Linked DNA regions of Homo sapiens: region 1 is linked to region 2. Evidence: chromatin loops called from intact Hi-C (ENCODE). Cell type or tissue: GM12878. All regions are shown on one strand. Links, peaks and the distances in the headings refer to the core of each region. The heading gives the core; the rest is flanking DNA.

Evidence for each region. Peaks named below come from ENCODE experiments on the same cell type or tissue, not always from the same donor. Only the 100,000 strongest peaks of a DNase experiment are listed, where the experiment ranks them.
Region 1: a loop joins it to region 2, with 3 times the contacts of the local background. A loop is called at or near these places in 8 of 110 quality-filtered maps.

The regions. Positions count from the first base shown.
Region 1 is chr5:134,068,702-134,075,185 of GRCh38, forward strand. It overlaps a transcript of VDAC1 not described here. Among named protein-coding and RNA genes, the nearest start is that of TCF7, 43 kb to the right of the region's middle. RefSeq lists silencers at 2,477-2,536, 2,617-2,736 and an enhancer at 3,207-3,306. In GM12878, for the core only: CTCF peaks have their summits at 2,156 and 2,737; DNase peaks (open chromatin) are centred at 2,120, 2,562 and 2,900; H3K4me3 peaks cover 1,978 bases; H3K27ac peaks cover 1,369 bases.
Region 2 is chr5:134,129,180-134,135,663 of GRCh38, forward strand. The region is part of intron 3 of TCF7 (transcription factor 7); the gene reads left to right. Among named protein-coding and RNA genes, the nearest start is that of TCF7, 18 kb to the left of the region's middle. RefSeq lists enhancers at 1-766, 767-1,588, 3,155-3,464. In GM12878, for the core only: a CTCF peak has its summit at 3,282; a DNase peak (open chromatin) is centred at 3,412; H3K4me3 peaks cover 418 bases; H3K27ac peaks cover 4,061 bases.

The sequences.
Region 1 (6,484 bases), core at 532-5,531, 61 kb before region 2:
GTGCCTCTTCAGCCTGAGGAGTCACAGACCCAACAGTTCTGGAAAATTATTAGCTGTCAGCTCTTTGCATATTGCTTCTTCCCCATTCTCTCCATTGTCTTCTGCCGAAATTAATAGTAGAGGTGTTTCTTCCACTTACTCTATCCTCTGTGCATCTTGGTCTTCTTTTCTCATTTCTTTTCAGTGTTTTAAAAATCTCTAAGCTGAATCAGTACACTTATCTAAAGTGAATTTAGAACAGAAAAAAACTTCTCTGGGAGGTGACTGTGTGTGTGTGTGTGTGTGTGTGTGTGTGTGTGTGTGTGTGTGTTCACGTGCGCCTTTTAGTAAAAGCAAAGTTTACTTAGTAGCAGTCCTCTCTGGGAGTCCCAGCAAGACTCCCACCCACACAGCCACCCCCCATGTTTTACTGTGCTTTCAGAAGAAAAAAAATGAATGTTAAAGAAATCAGAAGCACAAAATGAATTACAGTAATAATCTGCCAAATTAGAAACAAAAACTTCAAAGGATCACCAGAGCTGACTAGAGATAAGGGAAATTTTTTTAGTGTTCTCTAAACCTTATGGTGCAGGATGGAGGGGCCCATTTCAATGGGCTATAGTCCCAACCCTCTGAATAAATCCTGGGAGAACATAGTTCTCAATACTTCTCCACCAGCCATCACCTAATAATTCAGGAGTGTTCTTAATCAGAGGAACATATGAAGGTGGAGCAGGGCAGGAGGAAGGAATGATGATCCCCTCAGAGGTGAGGGGTCTCTCCCATAGCCAGCTGATCACCACCTATTAGGAAGGAAGCTGAATGTCTGACAAGTCCTGGAAGCTTCCTCTACCACCCAGGCCTCCTGAATGGCATCGAAGAAAGGTTGAATCATCAGACCCGGAGCCTCTAGGAGACCACACTATGGCCTTTGGGGAGTGAGGGGGTCTCACTCCTGCTTCTCAGCGTTTCTCTTTATTTCTCTACCTTTGAGGGTTCGGGTTGGGTTAGGGCTGGTTTGCATGCTGATGGATGTGTCAAAAGTGTTTGAACCAGAGCAACTCCATCTTGAGTAAAATGAGGCTGAGACCTACTGGGTTGCATTGCCAGATGATTAAGGCATTCTAAGTCACAGGATGAGATAGGAGGTCGGGACAAGATACAGGTCATTGAGACCTTGCTGATAAAACAGATTGCAGCAAAGAAGCTGGCCAAAACCCACCACAACCAAGATGGCGACAAGAGTGACCTATCTTCATCCTTACTGCTACACTCTCACCAGCACCCTGACAGTTTACAAATACCATGGCAACATCAGAAAGTTACCCTATACGGTCTAAAAAGGGGAGGCATGAATAATCCACCCCTTGTTTAGCATGTGATAAAAAAAAAACAGCCATACAAATGGGCAACCAGCAGCCCTCTGCTCTGTCTGTGAAGTAGCCATTCTTTTATTCCTTTACTTTCTTATTTTTTTTGGAGGTGGAGCCTCGCTCTGTTGCCCAGGCTGGAGTGCAATGGCGTGATCTCGGCTCACTGCAACCTTTGCTTCCCAGTTTCAAGCGATTCTCCTGCCTCAGCCTCCCGAGTAGCTGGGATTATAGGTGCCTCCCAGCATGCTCGGTTAATTTTTTTTATTTTTGGTAGAGATGGGGTTTCATCCTATCTAGTCACCCTAGTCCAAGAGCTAGGCTGCTGTCCGTGATCTGCCCATCTCGGCCTCCCAAAGCGCTGGGATTACAGGCTTGAGCCACCACGCCTGGCTGAACTAAGGTTTTATCTAAACAACATTTATTTTTAAATACATGATTATGGCGTAGAGTATTAAACATTTCAGAAACGCCTAAGATAATCACAGTCATCCTTTAATCCCAGCACCCAGAGAGAACCACTACTAAGAATGTGTTGTCTTATTTCCTTCCAGTCTTTTTTCCATACAGGCTTATATAGTTATTGGTTAACAATGTCAAGAGCAATTTTTTTTGTTCATAGTAAATATTCTATGTCATCATTACTCATGATTTGAAGTCTCGGATTTTCCCCAATGCTGTCTGGCCGGTGGTAAACTATTAGTTTATTAGTGAATATAATAATCTCTACTGCTGAATATTCCCACGGTTTCCCAGTTCTAAGCAATGCTCCAATGCGTCATAGCACATACCTTTTTGCACGTATCTGCGATTATTTTCTAGGCAGCAAGGAGGTGCTGGATCAGAGGTCTGCACAGTTTTAAAGAACTTGTACAAATTTATTGCCAAAATGGCTCGTAGGATTTTCACAGGAAACCGGTCCAAGCGTCACCATCCCCAGCCGCTTCCCAGGGGCGTAAACCCCGCCCAGCAGAGGAACCTAGGGGTGGGGGCTCTGACGTCCCACCCTGAGTCCCGAGGGGTGACCAATCTTTCAGGCAGTGTTAGGGGTTAACCCAACACACCTCGACCCCGCGACCCCGGAGGCGGATTCCCCCGAGGGGATCCTCGGCCCAGCCTTCCTGGGGGATGAATTTACAAAGAGTTCCCAGCGGGTGCCACCCTCCCCTTCCCTTGGAAGGCGCTCAGCCACTGCCAAGGTGCGGACGCAGCGGGGGCGGCGCCGTGCGGGAGGGGGCAGCCAGCGCGGCCACTTCAAAGCGCCGCGTGTAGGGCGGCAGGGGAAGGGCTGGACTTGGAGGCCCACAAAGGGACTCGCCCCTTCCCCCCAACCCTGGGCCCAGCCGCGCCAGCTGTGCAGGTGGCGACATCCTCCTCGCCCAGCCTCGGGGGAGCGCCCTTCTCCACGCCTCCAACCCACCCTGTCATTCCCACCTAGAGACCCTCAGCCTCAGGGCTCTCAGCCTCCGGCACTTTTGGCTGCGTGTGGTAAATGCAGATGACCAGCTTCACCCAGACCAAAAGTAACACCTTAAGCTTTTCCACCACGCAGAATTCCCCTTAGCCTTGACTTTCGTTTTTTGGGTGAGGGGTGAGTGTCTTGAAAGAAATGAGAAGTTAAGTTTTGAGTCTGAAAGAATTAAAATTCTCTGCCCCCACCCCCACCCAGTTCCAGTATTAGTGCGGAGTTGGAGGGTGGCTGTGGGTTGAGGGGTGGGGTGCTGGATCCTGGACACAGCATGGCCTTGCCCTTAGCCCTTGTGGGCGGACCTGGGGTCTGCGAAATGCTGACATAATGGTCACAGATCCACTCCACCCCTCCTGCTTGGGAAGGGAGAAGCCAGTCTCCCCTCTCTGTACATGCTCCTCTGTGGTGGGCCTGTCCCAGGGTAACCCCTGGATAGGAGGCTGGAGTTTACCCCCAGGGCTCCTTTGGCATCTGAGGTTGTGTGGAAGTTGTTTCTGGTAGTGGAATCCAGTCCCCCACAGCAGCAGCGATGCAAAGGGGTTCTCAAGTAGCTGAGCAGCTCGCCCTAGGGTCCAGCCCACCGATTCCAGGGAATGCAAAGGCTAGTCCATCTTGCAGACACCTTCTAAGAACTTCATCTCATTATTTACTCAACAGGGACTGTTAGGCACCTACTATATATTAGATGTTGGGCTTACAACCATGAACAATAACCAGTCAAGAGAGACAGGACTTTATACGTTACCCAACCAGAGAGAGAGGGTACCCCAAATATTACTGCCCAGGATTAAAACTGGAGCCAGACTCTGTCCCACTGAAGGGGCAGGACCTGCTGCAGCTCTCAGGAGCTCCAAAGGAGCTTCCATCCATCTCACAGGATTTGTGGTCACTTTGTGGTAGGTAACAGAGCCTCCTTCCCACCTCCCTTCGCTACCTGCAACAAACAGAGGAACCTGCAGTTGACGGGAATCCTCTTTCTCATGATCAAGGTGGCTGATGTTCATGGACAGCACACTGGGGGGAAAGGACCAGGAGTTCTGTGAACTGCAGGGTGACACAGCTCTGCTCTGGGCAGAAACACCGGACAAATGCCCATTGGGTCTGACCATCAGCCTGCAACTGGACCATCCTCAGGTGCAGAAGTGTCCAAGCCACCAAGTAAGCCCAGGAAGGGCAGTAAGTCTTTCTGGATGGTCTTTAGTTCCAAGGGTCCCAGCTCCAGGTTCCTCCTACCTCTGCCCCAGTGATGGTCTCCTCCAACCCCATTGTGACCTCCTGCAGTCCAGCTGGGAACAAAGAGAACATCAGGGTCTTGAAACCTCAAGACTTTTAGAAGACCTTCTCTGGGGATGTGGTCTCCCGTTGTTTCTGTTATGAAAACCCCAGAGCACTTCCCAATCATGTTGTGTAAACAGCTCGCTGCCAGCCTCAGAACCCTTCATTTAGCTCCAAAGGGAAGAATGGGGTGAGTCGCTCACTGCACGGGGGTGGGCGGTTGGATGCCAAGAAAAGGACAGTCCTGCAGGCTATGTCAAGAGTCAAGAGGTCCTAGGCTTTTAGGCCTAGCTGGAACATCTGACCCGGCAGCCCTGTTAGCCAGACCTCTGGACCCATCACCAGTGCCCTGAAGCCCCTGCCTCCCAAAGGGATGCCAGGTAGGGCACCTACCTCTTAGTAGAGGGAGGGGCCCAAGATTAATTCTCCTTGAATATTGTCTTCCTAGGATGATGTGACTCTTCAAGTAAGTAGAGGCTGAGCAGCTAACACCCTGAGGCAGCAATTCCCAAAGTCCTTAAACCAGGGGCATCGCATGGGAACTTGCTAGAAATGCAAATTCTCAGGCCTCATCCCAGTCCTCCTGAATCAGAAATTCCAGGGGTCTGGCCCGCCAATGTATAGCTTAAAAACCTCTCCAGGTAGTTTCCATACCCAACAAAGTTTGAGCATCACTGCTGTGGGTTGAGGAAGACATATTATTTTACCCTTTACTTGAATACCTCCTCTGATGCAGACCTCATCGCCAAACAAAACAGCCATCCTTGAGTTGAGCTAAGCTGAGTCACACACAAGGATGTTTGCTACAGTGTTGCTTGTCATGGTGACAATCTGGAAACAATGTGAATGTTCATCAGAGAGAGGATGGCAAATAACCCATGGAATACACACTGGAGAATACTAAGCAGTCATTTAAAAAGAAGGAAGTAGGTTTATATACATTGATGTGCAAAGATCTCCAACATGTACCAGTAGCTGAAAAAGGAAGCTGCTGAATAATACATATAACTCAGACTTGTGTGTGTGTGTGTGTGTATATCCCAAACAAAATTATTTTTGTATCTACATACTTAACAATGAAAATGCATTTAAAAAAGACTGGAAGAAGACACATCCAACCAATAACCCTAAGTGGGGGACAGAGATGGGAGAACTCTAGCTTTAAAAATGTTATGTTTTTTCCCATTATTTGTATTATATATGTCACTGAAAGTCAGCCTAAGAATGAATAAAAGCTGGCTGGGCGCAGTGGCTCACACCTGTAATCCCAGCACTTTGGGAGGCTGAGGCGGGCAGATCATGAGGTCAGGAGATTGAGACCAGCCTGGCTAACATGGTGAAACCCCATCGCTCCTAAAAATGCAAAAAATTACTTGGGCGTGGTGGCAGGCACCTGTAGTCCCAGCTACTCGAGAGGCTGAGGCAGGAGAATGGCATGAACCCGGGAGGCAGAGCTCGCAGTGAGCCAAGATCCTGCCATTACACTGGGCCACAGAGCCAGACTCCATCTCAAAATAAATAAATAAATAAATAAATAAATAAATAAATAAATAAATAAATAAAAGCTTTGAAATGACATCTACTTTGAAAAAGGACATTAAACTTGGGAGCAAACATGCTAGCATGGGGGTGTTCTGTGACCTCATGTCAGACACAGAGCCTGGGTGGGAGTTGGGCCCCAGGGAACTGACCCTGACTTACCAATGCGAGATCACCCCGAGAAGAGGGAAGAGGGGCTCACAGTGTAAGTCCAGGGCAGAGGTTTGGTTGCCAGGTAGCAGCTTACAGGCCACCAGTCAGGCCTGGTCAACCAACCTATGAGGTACCCGTGGCAGCCTCACCCTTCCCAGGCCTCTTCTCCTCCAGGTTTAGCCCACCCAGCCCCAGTCACTCAGTGGTGGGAGGACCACTGGCTTCCCTTTCCCAATAGCACTTAGAGTTTTAAAAAGAAACCTGAAGAACAATGCTTACCCTGCCCTATATGGGATCATGTACTGATGCAGGGAACTCCAAGCAGATGAAGGGAGATTTGGTATTGATGGTCCTCACATGTGCCATGAAGACATCCACCACCAAAGGCTCCTTTGCCAGGAAAACCTAGACAGAGCAAATGGCACAGTCATGGATGCCACACTGACTGCCCCAGACTCCAGACCTGGGTCCTAGCCCTCCTCTCTACTCATAACTTTGCTCAGTGGTACAGCTCGTCCAGCCATTTGGACTCTCAGCAGGCCACAGAGCTTTTTCATACACTATGCACACAGTCTGGATACACTATTCACACTATGATTTGCACACAATTCACATGCTATTCATACTACCATCGCTGCTACTATTCACAGTACTGGCCACATACTAGTTACACTCCTATGCACATGCTATTTATATACCA
Region 2 (6,484 bases), core at 793-5,792:
GGTTGGGAAGACTGGTGGGATTCCGGCAGGGGTGGAGCTCTGCAGACTGAGACACTCAGTTGGCTGTTACTAGTGGGGGCTGCCATCTCTAAATCTGCACCTGGTATTTTCCTGCCTTTTCTGCAAAGCCCCCAGGGAAACAGCCTCAGAACTCCTCAAACACCTCCCTCCCCAGATCCCTGTTTTCCATTCCCTACTGCCAAAGACAGCGGAGCTATGAGGTTGTGCCTTGCCTCGGTCCACGGTGGGCTCCTGGATGGCTGGGCACTGATGGGGAGCTGCATGAATAACTGCCTGGGCTGGGGGTTGCCCAGTCTCAGGGCTGCTGTGTAGTCTCCAGGCTGTGTTGGTAGCATCAACTAGCAGCTCAGTTGCAGCAGCTCCCGGAAGCTTATATTTTCCTCTAAAAACATCCTGTCCTGAGGGGCGTTCACCTCAAAGTGGAGGAAGGAAAACGCAAGTAAACGAATGCATAGAAACCACTGGAGGCCATGGGCCACGCCACTCGGCTAAGTGGGGCTCAGTGAGTTCCGAGGGTGCCTCGGGCCGGGTTGGGCCTAGAGCAGGCCTGTGGTTTGCCAAGGCTGCATGCAGGGACTCCAGTCCCCACCTCCGCTGTGGCAGGCCCCTTTATCTGATGTCAAGGCCAGGCGGTGGGTGGACTGGCCACACGCACCTAGCAGAGCTCTGTGCAACTGTGGCAACAGCCTTGTGCCAGCAGGTGAGACTGAAGCCTCTTGGTCCAGGAGGGTGTGGCCTTGCCATCCCCCACCCCTTCCAGCTCAGGTGGCCACGCATCCACACTCTGTGCTTTTCTGTGCTTTGTGGTGGGCGTCTGGCACAGGGCATCCAGCACGCTGTGGGCAGGGAGCTTGCGGGCCGTCCTTTGGAGAGCACCGTGTCCTGGGCAGTGGTGCCTGGAGCGGGGGCTAGGGATAAAAGGGCATGAGCAGGGGCGCCTCCAGCCTGGCTGGCGCACTCAGCCCTACTGGAGTATATCTGCAGAGATGGGGTCTGCGAAAGCCCACAAATCGAGGCCTGGTCCATATTGCAGGCAAGCCCTGTCCCGCCCCCCAGGAAGTCGATTGTTGTAGTCTGAGGGCTTGAGGGGCATCCTGCTCAGCAACTGGGCAGACTCCTCGGCACAAAGCGCCATTGATGCTGGACAGTGGGGCCCTAGCTCTAGACACAGACGCCTAGGGAGCTGTGGGGCTGACTGGTGGGCCCTAGCAGTGCAAAGAAGGAAAGTGAGAACCGGAGGGGCTGTGCCAGGGGAGCTGGGCCAAGGGCTGAGACCAGCCTGCACTGTGCTTCCCAAGCCACTGCCCTGGCATGGCATGGCCCAGGTGTCTGTCCAGAAGAAGGGGTGCTTTTTCTAATTAGCACAAATGCCCCATGTGAATTAATGGCAGCCCTGATGTTGACTGGTCATTCTGACTCCCAAAGTATTGCAGGCAGGAGAGGACGGGGGTAGGAGGAGGCCAAAGGGTCTTAGGTACCAGGTAGGATGTCCTGAGTCCAAGTAGTGGCCCCAGCTCCTCCCACCTTCCTAACCTGTATGCTGCAGTGACCCTGTGCCCAGCCCCAGCCAGGGTGCCTTATTTAGTGCAGTCACATTTTCCCTAAACACTGGCTTACACACGCCTCCCACCCCACCTGCACTGGACTCAACTTCAAGGGCCCAGCTCTAATACATTCAATATAAATAACTCAGGGCAAAATCCCAGACCACAGGAAGGGCAGGACAGATAACAGTCAACTATAGCACAGTGGATCGGTGCTACAGAAGGAGTTGGGGATGTGAGCATGGCAAGGGACCCCTTCCTCCTCAGATGAGGAGGATAGCATAGACTTCTAGGAGGAAGTCTCATTTATGTGAGTCCTGAAAGATGGATAGGAGTTTGCCAAGCCAAGTGGTGGAAGAGTGCTCCAAGCGGAGGGAATCATGGCCCTCAGAGCCAGTGATGTGGCTGGAGCACAGAGTGAGAAGGGGAGGATGAGGCTGGCACCACTGAAGACCTGGAGAGCCCATAAAGGGCCCTGGCACTGACCTGGTGGAGGAAGGGCTGTGGGGCCACGACTGACTTTCTCACCTTACAGAGCCTTGCTTCCCACATGTGCGAAATGGGAAGAATGTATCATGCCCACCTCAAGTGGGTTGTCACACGTGGCATTTATGTTACTCAGTGTCACCTCTGTGTGCTTGGCAAACAGAACAGTAACCATAGCAATAGCCCACCTTTCTGTCTGGTCAGCCTCTGCTCTGGAGGTAGCACAAGGCTCAAGGTGGAGATCTGCCCTTCCTTCCATGGGCTTTTCCCCAAGGCCTCTCCCAGCTCCAGACCAGGCTTCAGGAGCAGCCCTCTGCTTGAGGGACCTGAGGGAAGAAGTCACAGCCCTGTGGCTGAGGAGGGAGGCATGCACAGGTTCTGGAGGCACCGGGATTCTAGAGGCCTTCATGCAACAAGCCTGCTGAGTGCAGAGCCCAGACAGAGATGACTAACCAGCAGACCCTGCCATCCAGGACCCCCAGGCCAACCTCTCTGCCAGCTAGGCTGGTGGCACCCCAAGCCAGGCCACAGGCCTTTCCACAAAGTGACCCTTAGACTGAGGTCAGGATGAGAGTGGGCCAGACTGGCCCAGAGCAGGAGGAAGTATGGAACATTGCAGAGGGAAGGCACCTGGGCCGGAGGAGCAGGCTGACATGGCTGTGCCGTGGTGAGCAGGGGACATGGCTGGGGCCTTGGGGTCATGCTCAACTACTGCCACCAGGCAGGCTGCCAGTGTAGCCAGAACCCCCATCCCAGGGGTCCTAAAACTTGGAGCATTTTTCAGGTTAGGGAAGCACTGGTTCAGGTCACCCTGACCAGCCAGGCTGGGAAAGGGAGAGACTGTGTTTAGAACTGGGACAGTGTCCTGTGCACAATAACCATAGGCCCTTTGCAGTGTCGTGGGTGTCATCCCAGCTCTGCCACTTACTAGCTGTGTGACCTTGTGCCTCAGCTTCCCCATCTGTCAGGTGGGCGTAGTAGTTGTACCTAATATCATAGGTCTATGTTAGGAGTATCTGAGTTCAACTCTGCACGGTGCTCAGAACTCTGCCTCACACATGGGAAATACTCCGCTCACATTAGCACATGCTTTTCTCTAGGCCTGAAGCATTTTTTTGCCTGGCACATAATAGGAGCTCATAAATACACCCTGACCAAATGGTACCAATAGCGACCAGCTGAGCATCCTGATCTCTTGGGGGGCTGTTTCTGCTGGCACAGTCCCCTGCCACTGGGAGGCGTTCTTGGGAGGGCCTGAACAGGCCTCACCTATCCCCTACCCCCCACAGGCTTGAGGCCAGAGGAAACAGCAACTTTCTTCGCTGGGAAAGTGTTGTGGGGCTCAAGCATTTGGGGGTTTTCAGAGTCAACCGTCAGAGGCGAGGGAGTTTCTCTGCTGGCGGTGGCAAGGGCTGTCAGCGTGCACACAGCCTGCGAGCAGACCGCTGCGGTCTACAGGGAAAATGCCGACTGTGTTTATTTTTCACCTGAGCCTGCAGGAAGTTGGGGGGTGCGGGTTGGGGGGGTGGTGAAGGGGGATGCCAAGCCAGGCCCAAGCTTGACTTCAGAACAGAGGAGAACTACCTCAGGAGTCTCCGTTTCCATCTCCTCCTGCTTGGCCCTGCCTGGCTGTCTTCTGGGCTCCTGTCTGGTAAACAAGAAGGCACGCAGGAGCACCCGAATGAGGAATTCCTAGCCATGGGCTAAGGAAATAGTCCAGAAGGGCGAGGAGCCCCTGTGGGACAGTGGACTGGAGTGGTCTGAGGAAGTCTTTGAGCAGTAAGAGCAATGCAGTGGCAGGAAGGACCACTTTTGCTGGGAGTGAGCCCTGTCACCAGGCATCCAGTAGAAGGCTGGACAGGCACTGGTGGGACAGAGATGACTCTCAGGGTAGCCCTGGGGTGTCTGGGATGGTGGGGGAGACAGAGGGGCAAAGGCAAAGAGCATGGGTCTGGGGTTTGCTGATCAAGCAGTTTGGACTGCTGGTGAGGCATCAATGCATTTAAACATCCCAGCATGCTTTGAGCACTTACTGTGCACCCAGCTCTAGGTTTGGTACTCTGCCCTCAGAGGATGAGGGCAAGAGAGATGAAGGTGTGCCATTGAAATGCTCGGGGCCTGGTGGGGACAATCACCCTAGGCCTGCCTCTTTCCATTGAGGGCTGGGCACAGTCACCATCAGGGAGAGCAGGGGAGGGGGGCTTCAGTCACCAGGCTCCCCATATACATGCCAGGCCCCAGGTGACCCCACCCTGTTGTCTAGGCAGCCTGGCCCTGAGACAGCCTTGTGCTGAGGCCCTGGAGTGGGACGTTCCACTGGGCGAGGGGGACATGGGTGCCAGGCCCTGTGCTAGACGGTTTCCCCTGGCTCCTACCACCGGGCGCAAAGCGGGCTGGGGATTGAGGCTAAGAGGCAGCCTGCATGAATGTGGGAGGGACTGGCCAGGCCCTTGATGCTCTGCCCTGGAGCCCTGGCCACCCCAGGACCTCCAGCTGCCAGTGAGTTCTCTGCCCCACCCCTGCCCATCCAGCACTTCTCCTGTGGTCTGACAGTAGACTCCTGTTTAGTGCGTTTTTTCCCAGTTCCCAAGGAAGGCTGATAGACAGAATGAGCCCACAGCCTGCCAGGCAACACCCCGCAGCACTGCCCATCACATGCATATGTACCAGGCCAGCAGCTGTAGACTGGGCTGGATTCTTTTGGAGGTTTCCTAGGCCCAGCCTGAGCTGTGCTGCAACCTGGGGCTCAGGTGGCAAAGCTGGACCTGGGCCAGGCCCAGCATGGCCAAGGAGGGTCAGCTCTGGCCTCCCCACTCCTGGCAGGAGGGCTCTCCATGGCTTCCTGGCCAAAACTCCTGTGGGTAGCTTCTCAGTAAACCACCTACTCCCAGGGGAAGGGTAGTTTACTGAGAACCTCACCATGGAGCCATGCTCTCACTACCTTGGGGCAGAGCCCCAACTCTGGGCAGAGCAGAGACTCTGGGACTGTCTTCCAAGAGCTGGCACCGTGGACCCCTGGCTCAGCTCCTTAGGCTTCCCTGCCTATTCTGCTAGCCAGGCGCTCGGTCCATCCCAAGGGTCAAAGAGCCAGAGCCAAGGCTGGATGGCAAGGCCTCCTCTGAAGCAGGAGCTTAGACTCGAAAGCCCCCCATGCTCCAGGCATTTGTGCCCTAAGGTGGTGAATGGTGGAATGCTTTCTGGCAGGATCCAATGTTCCTGAAGGAGTAGGCCCTGAGGCTCAGTCTCCGTGCCCTCAGCTGTCACGAGGCCTGGTCAGGGCTGATGTTGCCTGGCTGGCTGGTGTTATTCTAGGAACCTGTTAGGATAAAAACACCCCAGGGGTTTCCAGGAAACTTCCTACTTTAACAGGCCCTTGGCTCCTTCTCCCTGGAACTTTAGGACAGAGGAGAACTTTTGCATCTGTGACCAATGAGGTGAGTAGGACTGGTATTCTCATCTCCGTTTTACAAGGAGAGAAAATGCAGCCCCAGAGAAGGATGAGACTGGCCCAGGATCCTCCAATAAAAGGTCAGTGAAAAGGTCAGCAAGCCTAGAGCCAGGCTTCCCAACCTACCTCACATCATGGCACACTTTCAGCATTATCACTGGAGTAAATGAAGAAGGATGCTGGAGGCTAAAGCACCCATGGGAAGCCCCAGGCATTGTGAACAAGGAAGAGAGTAGAAGGTGCTGGGGTTACAGAGGGAGCAGGAGCCAGATCACGTAGAGCTTTACTTATTTGAGACAGCATCTCACTCTGTCACCCAGGCTGGAGTGCAGTGGCACAATCACGGCTCACTGCAGCCTCGATCTCCAGGGCTCCAATGATCCTCCTCCCTCAACCTTCTGAGTAGCTGAGGCTACAGGCATGCACCACCATGCCCAGCTAGTTATTTTTATTTTATTTTTAGTAGAGACAAGGTCTCGCTATGTTGCCCAGGCTGGTCTTGAACTCCTGACCTAAAGCAGTCCTCCTCCCTCAGCCTCCCAAAGTGCTGGGATTACAGGCATGAAGCCACTGCGCCCAGCCCACAGAGAATTTTGTAGGCCCCAGGTCAGGAGATACCGTGGGAAGCCACTGGAAGCTTTAGGCAGAAGTGACACGATCTGATTCCTGTTGCTGCTGGATTGAGGACTGGCGGAGGGGCAGGAGAGAAGCATGGGTCTAAGGAGGGAGCTGCTGCAGTCATCCAGGTGCAAAGTGATGGTGGCTTGGACTGGGTGCGGGCAAGGAGGAAGTGGTGGGATTCTAGACACATTTTGAAGGTAGAGCATTAGGATTTGCTGACAAATTGGATATGGAGTATCAGAGAAAAAGGAGTCAAGGATGACTCCAAGATCTTTAGTCTGAGCAGCTGAAAGGATGGAGTTACCATTAACTGGGTAAGAAGACAGGGAGGAGCGTTTGGGGCAGGAAGTCAGAGGTTCCGATC